Linked DNA regions of Homo sapiens: region 2 is linked to region 1. A link is a loop called in an ENCODE intact Hi-C map of the cell type or tissue named here. Cell type or tissue: Caco-2. All regions are shown on one strand. Each heading gives the region's core, and the rest is flanking DNA. Links, peaks and the distances in the headings are about the cores only.

What was found. Hi-C counts contacts between places; a loop is a spot of excess contacts. Peaks named below come from ENCODE experiments on the same cell type or tissue, not always from the same donor. Only the 100,000 strongest peaks of a DNase experiment are listed, where the experiment ranks them.
Region 2: it touches region 1 in a loop (6-fold over the local background); 3 of 110 quality-filtered maps call a loop at or near these places.

What each region holds. Positions count from the first base shown.
Region 1 is chr15:53,807,096-53,815,580 of GRCh38, forward strand. No RefSeq gene overlaps it. Among named protein-coding and RNA genes, the nearest start is that of WDR72, 52 kb to the left of the region's middle. In Caco-2, for the core only: a CTCF peak has its summit at 1,191 (motif pointing right); DNase peaks (open chromatin) are centred at 3,406 and 3,765.
Region 2 is chr15:53,922,421-53,930,905 of GRCh38, forward strand. It overlaps a transcript of UNC13C not described here. Among named protein-coding and RNA genes, the nearest start is that of UNC13C, 52 kb to the right of the region's middle. In Caco-2, for the core only: no CTCF peak of the experiment used is centred there; a DNase peak (open chromatin) is centred at 3,405; H3K4me3 peaks cover 258 bases.

The DNA.
Region 1 (8,485 bases), core at 271-8,270:
AAATAATAAAAATAAAAAATAAAAAACAACAACAAAAAAAACAAAAATTCTAATAAAGGGGCATCCTACAATATAGTTGACCAATGCTTCTCAAAATTGTTAAAGTTACAAAAATGCCAGAAAGTCTGAGAAACTGTCACAGCCAAGAGGAGCCATTTTGTTCAGTATTTTGTTTAGTATTTAGTATTTTCATTTATTTATATCCATTATGTTTCTTTCACTTCTCTGCTAATCGTACTATTTGAGTCATTTTGAGATGGGTTTATCTTGACTCTTTTTGTTCTTTAGCATTGGTCATGTGCTTCCATTTCTTTGCATGAATCATACATAATAGACTTGGAGAAGGCTGATTTTTATTCCAGTCAACAATTAACATGGCTGGACTCAAACTCCATCTGTGTCCCCTGAAGTCAACAGTTTCCCTAGGATCTGTAGTTTCCAGCTGCTGCTTTTTAACTAGTTCCCCTGTGAAGTTTAGCTGAGTGGTCAGCCTACATTTCAGGCCAATATTAGCTGCTATTTTGGGACACACCCACTACATGACCCCTTCTCTTCCAAGCTTCCTGGCTGCTCCCCAAACCCTAAACTCTGGCCTTTTATGCTTCAGAGCAGTAAGGCTGCGATGTTCTGCTGCTCTGAGCTGCTGTGCAGACTGGAGATTGTCCTCAGGCAGGAAGCTGTACATTCTCCAATCTCACCAGCTGCAATTTTTGTTTTGTGAGGGCTCCTTTCAGCAAATGGAAGGGCTGGGATCCAATCCAGGAAGTTTTGTCTCAAAGTTTGCACTCTTAATCTCTAACAATGCTTCCTCTCAAATTTATTTTCCCTGAAGATGAAATACTGGGGATAATTGCTAAACCCACTTATATTTTAGTCATAGCTAATTCTTGTGTTCTATTAAAAAAACAACAACAGAGAATTAACTCGGAGATTCTGATTGCCCCTCAAATCATGCCGTATAGTCTACAGTCATGCTCTTTATGAGAGAACACAAAATAGAAACCTACATCAAGATATCTTGATTGTAGGGCTGGCTCTACCATTAAGTTCATATGTACCTTTGGTAAACTGTCTCTTATCTCTCAGCTCCAGTTTACTCACCTGTGAAATGGAGTGATAGTACATTTTACTCTAACAGTAAAGTTACAGAACCATCAGAAGTCATCCACCTGTGTATTTCCTTTTAGTCTCCACTAGAGGGAGAAGCAATACCAAACAGATTTGCTAAAAATAAAAAACAAAAAACCTGACATAGAATCTCCAGTGTCAGTTTATTTAAACATTTTTTTCTGATTATTGAACCCTCTTCATTATAGAAAATGTAGAACATATGAAGAAGCATAAATAACCAGAAAACATCGCCAAAAAAAAAAATCACTGTTGTGTACATTTTTCATCTCTTTTGGCTGCCTGACATCAGAACCTCTTTCGCTGTAGAGGTGAAAATCCCTGCTTTCCCTACCTCCTCTTGCAGCTGGGATGTGGACACATGACTGAGGTTCTGCCCCAGAAGTGGGTCTGAAAACAAGAGAGCATAAGCAGGAAAGAATCCACGCTGGTAAGAGGTGCAGCGCCAGGGAGTAGCAGTGACCTTGGCTCCTGAGGCGGCAACGTCAGTGATGCAGGGGGCACTGATGAAGCCCTGCCCTGCCCCTGGCCCAGTTCATTTGGGAACTGGGGTTTATTGAGTTTCATGGATCTTTCACCAAATTGAGGAAATTTTCAAACAATGGATGGCACAGTGGGACCTCACTAAACTGCTTTTGGGACGATTTTGAACATTGCTCTTGGATTCTTGAACTGGCTTCCTTTTAGCCCTTTGTGCCACGCCCAACCACTTCCTGCCTCGAGAGTCCGTGAACTATTTAAAATCTTCTTTTTAAATCTCCTTTTTACTGTTTAAAACAACTAGTTTTTTTTTCTTCTTCTAGTACTTGCAACGATAAATCTTACCCGAAGCCAACTTTCCTGGAGACAATCACTGTTGGTATTTTGGTAAATTTTAAGAGAGTCTTTAAATAATTTTAAAGAATTTGTTAAAGAGAGGGATGTATGGGCTCCAATACAAGTTCCCCAGATGTATTTTTTAAAGTGTTCCAGGTTCATCGAGATGTATTATGGTTGGAGGACCTCTAGTCTTCTGGATACCTCCACTGGAATGTGGATATTCCATGAAGCTGAGTTCACTTCATAACCTGAAAGTTTGCTTCACTTCCTGTATTCCCTCCTCCCACCCACCTTTTTAATGGAGCCTTCTAGTTACCTAAGTTAGATATCTCGGAGACCTCTTTGCCTACTGTCTTTCCCTCACATTCTATACTTAATCGTTTACATTTATATTTTATCGATGTCTGCATTTTACTGCTGCCTGTTACCTGAGGTGTAATACAGATTTCAGCTGGTTTAGAACTAGATTCTAATGTGGCTAATACGTGGAGCTAGTTTTTTCTTCTCATCTTATCTCCATGACCTCTAATTGTTCTGACAGACTGATTTTCAGGAAAATTGAGGACACTGATGGTCGTAAAGCATGAACTCTCTTCACATTTGGAGTTCAGACAGGGCTGCCAAATTGAGAGTTAGGTTACAGGCAGGTAAGAAAGTATCAGGTTGGTGCAAAAGTAATTGCGGTTTTACCAGTACTTTTAATGGCAAAACCGCAATTACTTTTGTACCAACCTAACACACACACAGAGAATTCATTCTAAGCCGGGAAGTTACCTAGCATGGACCTTCAGCCTCACCCAAAGGGACTAAGGGTCAGAGTGGTGCAAGGTACCATGTAGTAATTGGTAGGTAAACCCATTCCAGCTCAGCTATCCTGGTGATATGTGTGTTCCCTGGGAAAAAACAAAAATGAATTGTTTGTACCCTAAAGACCTCTGTCACTAAACTCTATAGCACCCCATTGCTCAATCTACCCTGCTATGGATGCCCCTCAAATACAACAGGGGTAGGGGCCAGGGGGATGAAACTCCTTTCCACTTAATAAGAGATTGCTGGGCACGTGCTGTACCCTGAGGACCAAGAGCAGTGGTGGCCAGAGAAAATCAGCAAATTTCTAATTTCATCGTGGAAGATGCTAATGGCAAGCAGCAACCTGAAATTTTTGTTGTTGTTCTGTAAACATATATAAGAAATCGGTTGCAAACTCCCAGACATTTTTTGGAGTGTCTGTGCAGAGGAAGTGCTGCTTCTCTAATGCCCAACCTTGTTTTTACTAACCCTGCTTTTTGACTCTCCCTTAGCTAAGAGAGCCAGACAGACTCCATCTTGGCTCTTTCACTGGCAGCCCCTTCCTCAAGGACTTAACTTGTGCAAGCTGACTCCCAGCACATCCAAGAATGCAATTAACTGATAAGATACTGTGGCCAGCTATATCCGCAGTTCGTCCAGGAATTCGTCCGATTGATAACACCCAAAGCTCCGCGTCTATCACCTTGTAATAGTCTTAAAGCCCCTGCACCTGGAACTGTTTACTTTCCTGTAACCATTTATCCTTTTAACTTTTTTGCCTACTTTACTTCTGCAAAATTGTTTTAACTAGACCCCCCCTCCCCTTTCTAAACCAAAGTATAAAAGAAAATCTAGGTCCTTCTTCAAAGCCGAGAGAACTTTGAGCATTAGCCGTCTCTTGGCCACCAGCTAAATAAACGGACTCTTAATTCATCTCAAAGTGTGGCATTTTCTCTAACTCGCTCAGGTACAACATTTGGAGGCCCCAGTGAGACTATATTCAGGTACAACACTTCTGCAGGTGGCACTTGGAGCTAGTAAGATTAGAAGATAAGGGTACATGTAACTCAATCTGCCCTCGCAGGTTTGTGAGGTTAGAGAGCCCCAGCTTCCATAGACGCCTCAAATGTGTCTCCATCCCTCTCCTCTCCATGCTGCTGCTTATGTTAGCTCTTCATTATTTCTCACCTGGAATACTGTGCCAGCCTCTTAACCTGGATCCTGCCTTCTGTCTTTCTCCAACTTTTAATCCATGCTCCACGAGTGCCAGATTAATTTTCTGTGGCACAAGTTAGATTATGTCATTCTTCTGCTTAAAATCACAATGGCTTTCCATTTTCTTTAAAAAAGCATCTGATCTCCTATTGATTTGCAAGATTTTTTTATGATTTGGCTTCAGTTATGCTGCATAGACCTTTCCTGAATTCAGCTTTCCCATCTGGCACCTTACACTTTCGTCATACTTTACTGTTGGTGGTTTCATGAGCTTAGCATGTATTTTATATTTGTGCATTTGAATGTCTTCCTTATCTTTAGATGACTAAAAGAGTTAACTAAAATGTTTGACACAATTCGTTTTATAGGAGAGTCACAATTAAATCCTCTAAAAATTGGTCTTTAGCAAAAAAAGCACAAATCTTTCTTTTTATTCAGAGCCAAGCATCATCTTGTATATGTGCATTTACAGCATTAGCAGTATCTCTGGATCCAACTATTTAATTGTGAGGATCCACTTTGAATAGTTTGTGTTTGGGGTTAAGAGTCATGTTTTCTGTCCACTTGAGGCACAACTTCCTTTTTAAATTTTTGACTCTTTGAGAACTTTTAAAGTGGGAATCAGAAAGAAATTTATACTGTCTTGATAGATACCTTAAGACTGTCTGTCCACCAGATGTCACCCTGACTTCTTAAGAGCCATAGAAAACAAAAGAGCTAGACTTCCTTGTTTGTTATTTTTGACAGTGCATATATAAACTGATGATAGATTAAGTCTTAAATAGGGGCCGGGACAGGTGGGATTGGAAAAAAAAAAACCAAGGTTTATTTCCTTATATATGTGAGACGGAGTTTCTCTTTTGTTGCCCAGGCTGGAGTGCAATGATCTCGGCTCACTGCAACCTCTGCCTCCTGGGTTCAAGCGATTCTTCTGCCTCAGCCTCTGGAGTAGCTGGGATTACAGGTGAGTGCCACCATGCCCGGCTGATTTTTTGTGTTTTTAGTAGAGACACAGTTTCACCATGTTGGCCAGGCTGGTCTCGAAGTCCTGCCCTCAGGTGATACAGCCACCTCGGCCTCCTAAAGTGCTGGGATTACAGGCGTGAGCTACCACACCCGGCCTTTATTTTTTTGATTTTATTAATTCAACTTTTATTTTAGATGCAGTGGGTGCATGTGCAGATTTGTTGCATGGGAATATTGCTTGGTGCTGAGGTATGGAGTAGGAATCTCAAAAATTACCGAGATAGTGAGCATAGTACCTGACAGGTAGATTTCTAACCCACCCCTCCACCCTGTAGTATTCCATGGTGTCTATTGTTCCCATGTTTATGTCCATGTGTCCTCAATAAAACCCAAGTCTTTATGTTTCTCCAAATCCCTGCTTACCTGAGAGAGGCAGCACCTTTCTAGATAACACTGTCAATTCAACTTTCCTTTCACTGCTTAGTTATAGTTTTAAAAGTACTCTCAGTTAAATTCACAATTCAATTTACAAAACTTTTGCAAATAACCTAAAGTACATGGCCATTCTGCAGATCACATAAGGCTTCTCTTAATTTCAGTGAAACATCTATTTAGACATCATTCACGGTGATAGTCTTTGATGGAGGACCATTGACACAACTTCCAATCAAGTCAGACTGCTGGGTGGTCTCACAAACAAGCAACATGTGTTTTGCTTTTACTAGTCTCTATTATTACAAATAACATTTTTCACTGTCAACAATTAGCATCCTTTTATTCTGCTCTAATTTCCCCTTCTTTTAAGGATTCATCTATTGTGAGCTTTAATTGGTGTATGGGCGTGTGTGAGTGCTCATACACTCTATAATAACAAACCAGAACTGCCCTTTCTCATCAGAGATTTTCTACTATCTTCCAAACCGTGTACTTTGATATTTTAATTGTTTACAGCCGGGCACAGTGGCGCGCGCCTGTAATCCCAGCTACTCGGAAGGCTGAGGTGGAAGAATTACCTGAGCCCAGGAGGTGGAGACTACAGTGAGCAGAGATTGTACCACTGGCACTCCAGCCTGGGCAACAGAGTACCACTGCACTCCAGCCTGTAAAACAGAGACCCTGTTTCAAAATAATTAAGTGTGGATAAAGAACCAAAACTTATGTAGCATCTACCGTATGTCAGGCACTTTATATATATGATCCAAATATGAGTTAAAGTCTTCTTTGTTTTCTGAGAGATTTGCCCCTGATTGATAGAAAATCCCAACCTGGTTGGGTGCCATGGCTCACGCCTTGTAATCCCAACACTTTGGGAGGTCAAGGCAGGAGGATTGCTTGAACTCAGGGGTTCAAGACCAGCCTGGACAACATAGTGAGACTTTGTCTCTATAAAAGAAAAAAGAAAAAAAGAAAATCCCATCCCATGCAGAGTGAGAAAACATCTGCCTGAGAATTCTTTTTCTTTTTTTCTTTCTTTTTTTTTAAGACAGAGCTTTGATCTTTCGCCCAGGCTGGAGTGCAGTGGCACAATCTCAGCTCATTCCAACCTCCACCTCCCAGGTTCAAGTGATTCTCCCGCCTCAGCCTTGGAAGTAGCTGGGAGTACAGGTGTGTGCCACCATGCCCTGGCTAATTTTTGTATTTTAATAGAGATAGGGTTTCACTACGATGGCCAGGCTGGTCTCGAATTCCTGGGATCAAGTGATCCACCCTCCTCGGCATCCCAGAGTGCTAGGATTACAGGCGTGAGCCACTGTACCCAGCCTGTCTGAGAATTCTTTTTTGTTTTCTTTGAGACGGGGTCTTGCTCTGTCACCCAGGCTGGAGTGCAGTGGTGCAATCATAGCTCCCTGCAGTCTTGAACTCCTGGGCTCAAGTATCCTCTTCCCTCAGCCTCCCAAATAGATGGGACTACAGTAAAGTGACATCATTCCTGGGCTAATTTTATTTTTGGTGGAGATAGGGTTTCACTATGTTGCCCAGGCTGGTCTTGAGCTCCTGGTCTTGAGTGATCGTCCTGCCTCAGCCTCCCAAAGTGCTGGAATTACAGGCATGAGCCACTGTGCCTGGCCCATCTGAGAATTCTTGTTGGCAGAGAGAGTGGTGGATGGCTCAGTTTTCTTGCTTGCTTGCTTGCTTGCTTGCTTGTCTTTCTTCCTGTCTTTCTTTCTTTTTCTATTAAAAAACAAACAGATTAATTGACCTTTAACTTTTAAACCAAAAAAATAAAAACAACAACAACAAAAAAACTGTACATATTTAACATACGCATAATTTGATGAGCCTGGACATAAGCATACACCAGTGAAGTCATCACTACAATCAAGTAATAGATATAACTACCATCTCTAAAAGTTTCCTTGTTTCTCTTTGTTTTGTTTTGTTGTTTGTTGTTGTTGTTGTAAGGACACCTAACATGAGATGCACTTCCTTAACAAATTTTTAAGTGCGCTATACAGTATTGGTAACTATATGTTCTGTGTTGTACAGCAGATCTCTAGAACTTATTCATCAAGCATGACTGAAACTTTATTCCCATTGAAAGGCAACTCTCAATTTCCCACTCCCGCCAGCCTCTGGTACCCTTCATTCTACCGTCTGTTTTTTTCTGTGGTTATGACTATTTTAGATAACTCACATAAGTGGAATCACACTTTATTTGTCCCTCAGTGGCTGTCTTATTTCACTTAGAATAATGTTCTCTAGATTCATCCATGTTTTGTCACAAATGGCAGGATTTCCTTCTTTTCAAAAGCTAATATTCCATTGTATTATACTATGCTTTCTTTCTCCAAGCTTGGCTTTCTACAATAGCTTTGCTATTGTAACTAACACTGCAATAAATGTAGGACTGCAGATATCTTATCAAGATCTTTATTTTAATATTTTACATATATACGCACAAGTGGGATTGCTAGGTCCTATGGTAATTCTGTTTTTAACTTTTGGAAGAACCTTCATATTCTTTTTGATTGCACTATTTTACAAGGATTCCCTTTTCTCCACATCCTTACCAATGGTTATTATCTTTTTTTTTTATAATGGTCATACTAACAGGTGTGAGATGATATCTTGTGTGGTTTTTGTTTTCATTTCCCTGATTATTGGTGATGTTGAGCACCTTTTCATGTATTTACTGGCCATACACTGAGGGAAAGGAGAGTCTTTTCAATAAATGGTGCTGGGAAAACAAGTTATCTACGTGCAAAATTATAAAATTGGACACCTATTTTTATACCATACACAAAAATAAAGACAAAATGAATTAAAGGCTTAAATGTAAAAACTGAAATTATAAAACTACCGGAAGAACAAATAGGGTAAAGTTTCTTGACATTGGTGTTGGCAATGATTTCTTGGATATGATACCAAAAGCAGAGACAAACAAAACCAAAATATACAAATGGGATTGCTGTAAACTAAAAAGTTGAATGAGAGAAAATATTTACAAACCATATATTTAATAAGGAGCTAAGGGCCAAAAACAAAAACAAACAAACAAAAAAACTCCTACAACTTAGTAACGTCAACAACAACAACAACAACAACAACAAGAACCCAACGAAGTTTA
Region 2 (8,485 bases), core at 375-8,374, 120 kb after region 1:
CAAATGAAGAAACGGAAGCCAATGGGGGCAAATGGCTAATTCAAGACCACTTAACAAGAATGAATCACAATCAAATCCAGCTTTCCTGGCTCTTGGTCTTTCGTACTTACCTCCATTCTTGTCCCTTACCTTTGGAATTTCTTTTCCTGCCTCAGGTTCTTTATTCCTTTTTATATTAAGCAGAAAATAAATAACAACCCTCTTGTGTTTTATTAACCTAAACCTCTGACCTCAGAGTACCATGCTTACGTATTACAGAGGACGTCGCTAACCATAAACTATTGACTTACATCAACAGAGCATGCAATATTGAAGAAAGAAACAATGGGATGTCAGAAACTTTTATTTGCAGTATTTTTAATTTCAGTGATTAACTGTGATTTTTAAATAAGACATTTAATCTTTCTGTGTCTTACCAGAAAAGTTGGATTGAACTAGGCTATAGCTGAGAACTTTTTTGCTCAAAATATTTTGAGAATATAAGTATTCATTACTTACCAGAAGCGATTATTAATGGTGAAATGCATAAGGTGATCAGTAGTTCTTGTTTACTAAGCCACTCTATACATTGTTCTAGAGGCTTTCTATTAAAATATTTCAGTCTCAGGTTTGTAGAGACCTCCCATGGGAATTAATGTATTCATTTGCATTTATATGTTTGTTAATTTCAAGAGGAATAAAATACTACCCTTTCCATTCCTTGTTGCTGAACTACTGCTTAATCTGTAAGATTCAGATCAAATGACATAATTTCTGCAAAGCTGTCCCATTCACCCAGGTGGAAACAATCACATCTAAAGCCCTTAGCTATACCACTCACCAAAAGGTAATGTGATTATTTTTGTGATGTATACAAGACTGACGTAGCCTCAGAATCCAGACTACTGCCTGGCATATAATAGATGCCCAATAATTATTTACTGGATGAAAAAAGACTCTAGAAAAATTTATTAAGTCTCTGTGTATCTGTCAGTGAATGTAGTAGACAGAACAATTTACAGATTCTTCCATGATAGAAGGATACATTTATGGTAGAAACAATAATGAAGAGGATTGTGATAACTTGACTAACCAACAGCCTTGATAACTTGAAGGATACTTCCCCTATGACCCTTGAGCCATCCTCTAAAAGCAGCCCTGCAACCCATACATTGCATCTTCCTTCAATATTAGCTGTCTCTACAGAGCTCACATTGTTTTCTGGTGGAAATCATTTATTTAGAGCTGCAGAGAGTAGGATTCAGTTGGAAAGAGATGAGTGCACAGAGAGCATGGGATATTGGGAGAGAGTGTGCTTCTTCCTTGGAATGGAACTAACACCTTAAGAATCATCTCTGTTTGTAAGTGCTCCAAGGCTGCTTCTCAGGCACTTTCCTCCCACGCTTAGCACATTTGGATAGATGGAGCTAGAGTTAATTCACCGCAGATGAGCAACCAATAGCAATTTAGGTTCTAAGTTGATTAATCCAGGTAAGGGCAAAGGTTATTCAAGAGAGACAGCACGGGCTGGGCGCGGTGGCTCGCGCCTGTAATCCCAGCACTTTGGGAGGCTGAGGAAGGCAGATCACCTGAGGTCGGGAGTTCGGGACCAGCCTAACATGGTGAAACCCCATCTCTACTAAAAACACACAAAAAAATTAGCCGGGTGTAGTGGTGGGCGCCTGTAATCCCAGCTACTTGGGAGGCTGACACAGGAGTATCGCTTGAACCCAGGAGACGGAGGTTGCAGTGAGCCGAGATCACACCATTGCACTCCAACCTGGGCAACAGAGTGAGACTTTATCTCAAAAAAACAAAACAAACAAACAAAAAACAAAAACAAAAAAAGAGATAGCACGGCACAGTTCAGTGCTAATAGACTAGATTTGTTTCCGGTGTTGCCATTTACCAGCTGTGTGACCTTGCAGAAACCTCGTAATCTTTTTGAGATTCAGCTCTTCATTTGTAAAAAGGGAGGAATGATGCTTTCCCTTTTCTTTCATGAAATTGTTGTGAAGCTCAACTTAGGAAATAAATAGCTAAATGTTTATAAGTGTAAAATATTAACCTTTTCCATTTATATTTTTATGAATTAAGGAAATAATGACAGAGCAAATTAAGGAAATAGTGAGAGGGTGCACTGTATTTTTAGCCTGTAGTAAGGATAAATTTTAGTTTTGTGTAATAACAACAATGCTGATTATCTTGTGCTTTGTTTAACCTAAATAATTATGTAATTTACTCAGAAAATTACAGTGACTTGATATGCCATACAAACTGGCTTTTAGTTAGAAAAGCTAAAAGCAAGAGGTATCCTTTCCTAATCCCAAAGAAAGCCTATATTTCATTTGACTAAAATCAAAGACTTTTGAACACTGAATCATTTTGAACACAAAATTCAAACACCAATTCTTATCACAATCAAAATTTACTTTTTAAAGCACAAATAAATTCTGTTGATACCAAAAATTAATGTTTTCCCTTTAAGATGGAATGTTGTTTATAAACTATGTGTTTAGGGTTATATGGTTATACGTGTTTTCTAGCCTGCCTATAACTAAGATTCTCAAGGTGAGATGGGATTTAAGCTATCAATAGAAAATTGTGCTTTCACAGCTGTTATGGGCCAGATATTGAATCAGAAGTTTGTTTCAGTCAATGGTTCTTATAAAGAGAAAACAGCACTTAGTTTCATGGGGAATGTCACAGAAAAAGGGGAATCTGTTTACATTATTTTGTGTCTTTAATGGAGGGAATAAATGTAACCAGCTGATGTGACTGGGATGTTCATGGATTTTTACAGTAATTACATGAGATTCTTATTTCAGATAGTCTCTCATAGGGTAGATATCCTCCCAAAATAAAGGTAAAAGAAAGTATACATCTTTTCTTGTTATAAAATTTAAATGCTATAGTCTATAAAAGAGGAAACACAACAAGACACTTTGTTTGGGACCTGTCAAGATTTCAAACCCCAAAGGGTCTGTGTTTGGCAACACAGCCTGTCCTTCCCATGAGCCAGAGGCTTGTTTTCTCTGTAGCAGTTAGCATTGGCCACACACCTGGATTTGGAAGGACTTCTGAGGTGAGAAAAAACTCACTTTAGAGCTTTAGTATAAAGCTTGTCTTGCAGAATAGAAGTGTCAAGCAGGATAGAAGTGTGTTTGCATGTTAAATTCCGGCTTTTCTTAAACTCCTTAGAAAGACAGACTATCTCTTTTGTTTACATTTTAAAGACATAGCTCTCCCCGTAAAATGACAGGCTCCGAGAGTCTAGCTGCCTCATTTAATCTGTAGTGTCGGGAGAAACAATCCCTGGTGAAAATGTAAACACCAGACTATTATTTACCAGTGACACTAGCTCGCAGCCTAATCTTCAGGTGTCTCCGAAATCTATTTTTAAAGAAAGATCTTCCTTGTTCGGATCTTGTGAATGATCGCCATGCCTGACCAGGTGCTTCTCTTTTGTGACTATTCCTGGCTAGGCCTGTAAAATATGAAATGAATTTGCAGACAAGGCTTCCTTATCTGACTCCAAGAACTTTGTTCCCTTGAAGAGCAACCACGGATTTTGATCAAACCCCAGTGGGAACACAACATATTTTTAAAAGACACCTATCTGGGAGCTTACAAAGCATATTTGTAAGTAATGAATGCATTTGGCCAGGAGCAATACTATTCTTGTTGATTAAAACAAGATGATTTAGTTTTTTAGTTTTTGTTTTTTTTTTCAATGGGGTTAGTATGACTCATAGACATTAAAGCAGAGGTGCTTTCTGAAGAAGGTGTAGGGAGCAGAATCATTATTTTCCCAGAGTTTAATACAAAATAGTCATCTTCAAGGGAGGGTAGGTAATTGTGAAATGGAAAAATAATTTGTAGGATTTGGAATTACAAGCCCTGGATTTGAATAATGGCTGCATGATCCTAGGGAAACCACTTGATTTTTGAAACCTCAGTTCTCTCACATGTGAGAATAATTATTTTTCTTTTATTCTGTGGATCAAAAAAGGGATATCATATGTTTTAAAGTGTTCTATGTATATTAAGGCATCATGATATCACTGCTAATACTATTGAGAGGGGAAGGAAAACACGTAGAGGATAATGAAACAGAAATATTTGTTGTATCCTATATTCCATGCTAGTTATTATGCTATGTATCAAAGAGATAAGGATACAGGACACAGTCACTGGCCTCAAAAAGCATGCCTAATAGGGGAAGGAGGCTTGTCAGAAATATTGCAAGGCAGTGTGGTAAATGGAATAATAGAGATATCTGCCAGATTCTATGACAGCACCACAAAGGAAGCGAGTAACTTGGCTTGGCTTAAAAGGAAGAAGATACCAATCTTTAATGCCTGAATGATTGGTGGGAGTTCACTTCATGTTCCAGAGAGAAGGACATTCCAGAGAGAAGGGCATGGGGGAATGGAACGGCAGGACAGGATCAGGGATCTGCCAATAGTTTTCCGTGCCTATAGCTCTGCCCTTATGTGGGATAAACTGAGTTGGACTGGACAGGTAAGCAGGTGCTGGATTACGGAGGGTTACTTTCCGTGAGTAAGCATTTTCCTCCAGAAAAAGGTCTTAAGCAGATAGATTGTCATCCATTTATTTAACACCCACTTATACAGTATTGTACTTTCTATATTCCAGGCACTGTTCTAAGAGCTTTATAAATGTTAACTCATTTCATCCTCATAACCACCAGGCAAAGTAGATACTATTTTTATTCCAATTTAATTCTGAGGAATACAAAACAGAAAAGTTAAGTAACACTCCCAAGATGACAAAACTAGTGAGTGATGGAATCAGGATTTAACCTAGGCTCTGGAGTCCACGTTTTTAACCACTTCACTCTGCTGCCACTCAGGGTTAGTTCCATGGAGATCACTTTGTTTGCTATGCAGGGAATGGACTGGAGAGGAGGAAAGGCTGTAGGCAAGGAGAACAGTTGGGATGTGGGTGTAAGAGTCCAGATAAGAAATGATGCATCAGTGAGGTAAGAGAGAGGGACTGAACAGGTTCAAAGGATATGTTTGGAGATAGAATTGATAGCAACTGGCATGGACTGACTGTAGAGTGTAAGGGAGAAGGAGCTAAACATCTCAGTTGTCAGGGTGGGTGATAATTCCACTAACAAGACACTTATTAGAGTAAGAATGGGAGGAGAAATGTCATGTGGACTTGAAAGCAGCTGTGGAATATGAAGGTGCCATGTACAGAACACAAGTGGTTATTTGAAGCTGGAATTTCAAAGGAGGGTTCTGAGCCTGAAATTTAGATTTGGGAGTCATCAGTAGAAGTTGTGGGTATGTGTGTGATTGCCCAGGGAAGTTTTAGAAATGGATCCCTACTGGCTTGATCTGACTTGCAGATGTAAGTAGATGGTTTTGCTTCCTTTGGCATAAACTGAGAAGAGCAGGGAGCTTGGAAGAGAATTCCAGGGAGAGCCAGCTACCATCATGTCTCTAAGAGTAGAAGAATGAGAAGAAGCAAAGTAAATGATAGAATGCGCAAAATTATATCACTGTCTTCTGCCAGCAACTAGTTGAAATAGACATGTAAGTACTCAAAGTTTGACAACTTCAGAAATAATAGTTTATTAAAGAAGGGATAAAGGACGTCTACATGTTGAGGATTTCAGCACAGAGATTGCCGAGACCAGCTCAGTCGGGGAGACCCTAACCCAGTGGCGCTAGAGGAATTAAAGACACACACACAGAAATATAGAGGTGTGAAGTGGGAAATCAGGGGTCTCACAGCCTTCAGAGCTGAGAGCCCCGAACAGAGATATACCCACATATTTATTAACAGCAAACCAGTCATTAGCATTGTTTCTATAGATATTAAATTAACTAAAAGTATCCCTTATGGGAAATGAAGGGATGGGCCAAATTAAAGGAATAGGTTGGGCTAGTTAACTGCAGCAGGAACAGGCCCTTAAGATACAGATCTCTCATGTTATTGTTTGTGGCTTAAGAATGCCTTTAAGCGGTTTTCTGCCCTGGGCGAGCCAGGTGTTCCTTGCCCTCATTCCTGTAAACCCACAACCTTCCAGCTTGGGCATTAGGGCCATTATGAACACGTTACAGTACTGCAGAGATTTTGTTTATGGCCAGTTTTGGGGCCAGTTTATGGCCAGATTTTGGGGGCTTGCTCCCAACAGAGATAGAATATCTAACTATGTAAAAAAAAAAGTTCTATTTAGACTCTCCTGGAAGGACATTTGAATATGTCTACTTTGAGCTTTGTTACAAGCAAGGTGAATGTGAGTTCTTGCAGTTGGGATTAATCATACAGTTTGGTTCACAGGGATGAGCTTTCTAAGTGCATTTCTGGAGGTACTGCTGCTTTCACAGAGTACTGGGAGCTCTAACTTAGCATTTCACCCACTGTATAAGTGATCTTAACATACAAAAGATTATGTCAGTGGAATAACCAACAATTTCAAGAGAAGAGCATGTTCTTTATGTTCTCTTTGGGAAGACTTCACGTTGAAATTCAGCCTTGAAGACAGTGGTGATGATTACATCATGACAAGAGTCATGAAAGAAAAGGATCATACTTAGTGTTTGCTGGGTGATATTATAGGGATTGTATTAGTCTGTTCTCATGCTGGTAATAAAGACATACCTAAGACTGGGTAATTTATAAAGGAAAGAGGTTTAATGGATTCACGGTTCCACACTGCTGGGGAGGCCTCACAATCCTGGCAGAAGGCAAAGGAAAGCGAAGGCACATCTTACATGGTGGCAGGCAAGAGAGCTTGTGTAGGGGAACTCCCTTTATAAAACCATCAGATCTTGTGAGACTTATTCACTATCAAAAGAACAGCATAGGAAAGTCCCACCCCCATGATTCAATTACCTCCCAGTAGGTCACTCCCATGACATGTGAGAAATATGGGAGCTACAATTCCAGATGAGATTTGGGTGGGGACACAGCCAAACCATATCATTTTTACCTCATTGTACCATGTAATTTTGAAATGCCACTAAGAAAAAATGATATCACCAGAGACTTTTTTGGTGAGTGTATTTACCTCAGTAATGTTAAAGCATCAACTACTAAAATTTAGAATGATACAGTAAGAAGTCATTTTGATTAGAAAAAAATTAATATTTAGAAATGTTTAACATAGATCAGCTTAGACCTCAATATTTTTAGGTGCGTGTGGTAGGGCAGACTACATTTAATTTGGGCCTTGCTCTTGTACTTACTACTTAACTATCAGCAGAATTTTAAGAGGAAAACTTCTATGTTTGAATATTTCAAGTACAGTGAATTTGATTATAAACACTTTAGAGACAAACTGTTTCCATTATAATAAAAGTCATGTTATCTGGCACTGCACCCATTGGAAAGTTTTAGAAACCAGCATTTTTCAAATGTAGCTCTTCATTCTTGAAACTTGTTTCAACACTACAACTAAAGCAACAGGCTAGAATTCCTATGAGAATAATATCAAAAAGAACAAAAATAAGATGCTACCGGTGATACAGAAGGAGAGAACTGTGATGTCATTTATTTTAGATATATCTTACTGTGTAACAAACTACTCATAACAAAGGCTGAAAATGACAATGGTTTATTATCTGTCACCATTCTGTGCATTGCCTGAGTGGTCCTTCTGCTCTGGTCACTCAGCTGGCCGCCTTGACCTGGTAACTGGGCTGGAATGAAGCATGCAAGGTGGCCTTTCTCACATGTCTGGGGCCTTGAAGCTGACTGTCAGCTAAGCTGATTGATTTCTCCTCCAGAGTTTCATGTGTCCTCTCTCTCCACAGTTTCTTCACATGGCCCCTTTCTTCATGGCCTCTCTCTTCCTCATAGCACGACAGTTGAGCTCCCAGAGAGCAGGAGTAGATACTACCAGTCCTCTCAATGTCTAGACTTCGAACTCACACAAGCCCCTACCATTGCATTCTATTGGTCAAAGCAAATCACAAGGCCAGATTCAAAGGAGGGGAAATAATCTTTACCTCTTGATGGAAGGAGTGGCCTGTAACTAAAAGAACTGGTGGAATTGCTGGTGACCATCTTTGGAGATAATCAACCATATCATTAAGAGTAGATTTTCTGGGAAGAGGGCTGCTTTGGCTCTTTCTAGGGCAGTGGTAAATACACAAACACTGGTACTTATTAAAAATCTGAATACACAAACTAAATACACAAACACTGGTACTTATAAAACACCCTATTGGTCTGTCTGTGCTGGGAAAAATTGTTCCTCAGTAGCCTTTGCTGGATTTTATTAGATCTGCCCCTTTGTACTCACACTTTATACTCATTACTTGACAGAATCATTATAATATACAAAATTTAAGATTATACTGTACTAAAGATTACATTTCTACTAAGTGTTAGGTTAAATGCTGGGGAAACAGCCATAAACAGCCAGACATAGTTGCTTCCCTCATGCATTTTAGTACTGAGATCTTAAGGTACTTTTTCAGTGTAAAGATTTTTAGAGCATGGAAATAAAAGTAAGATTTACACT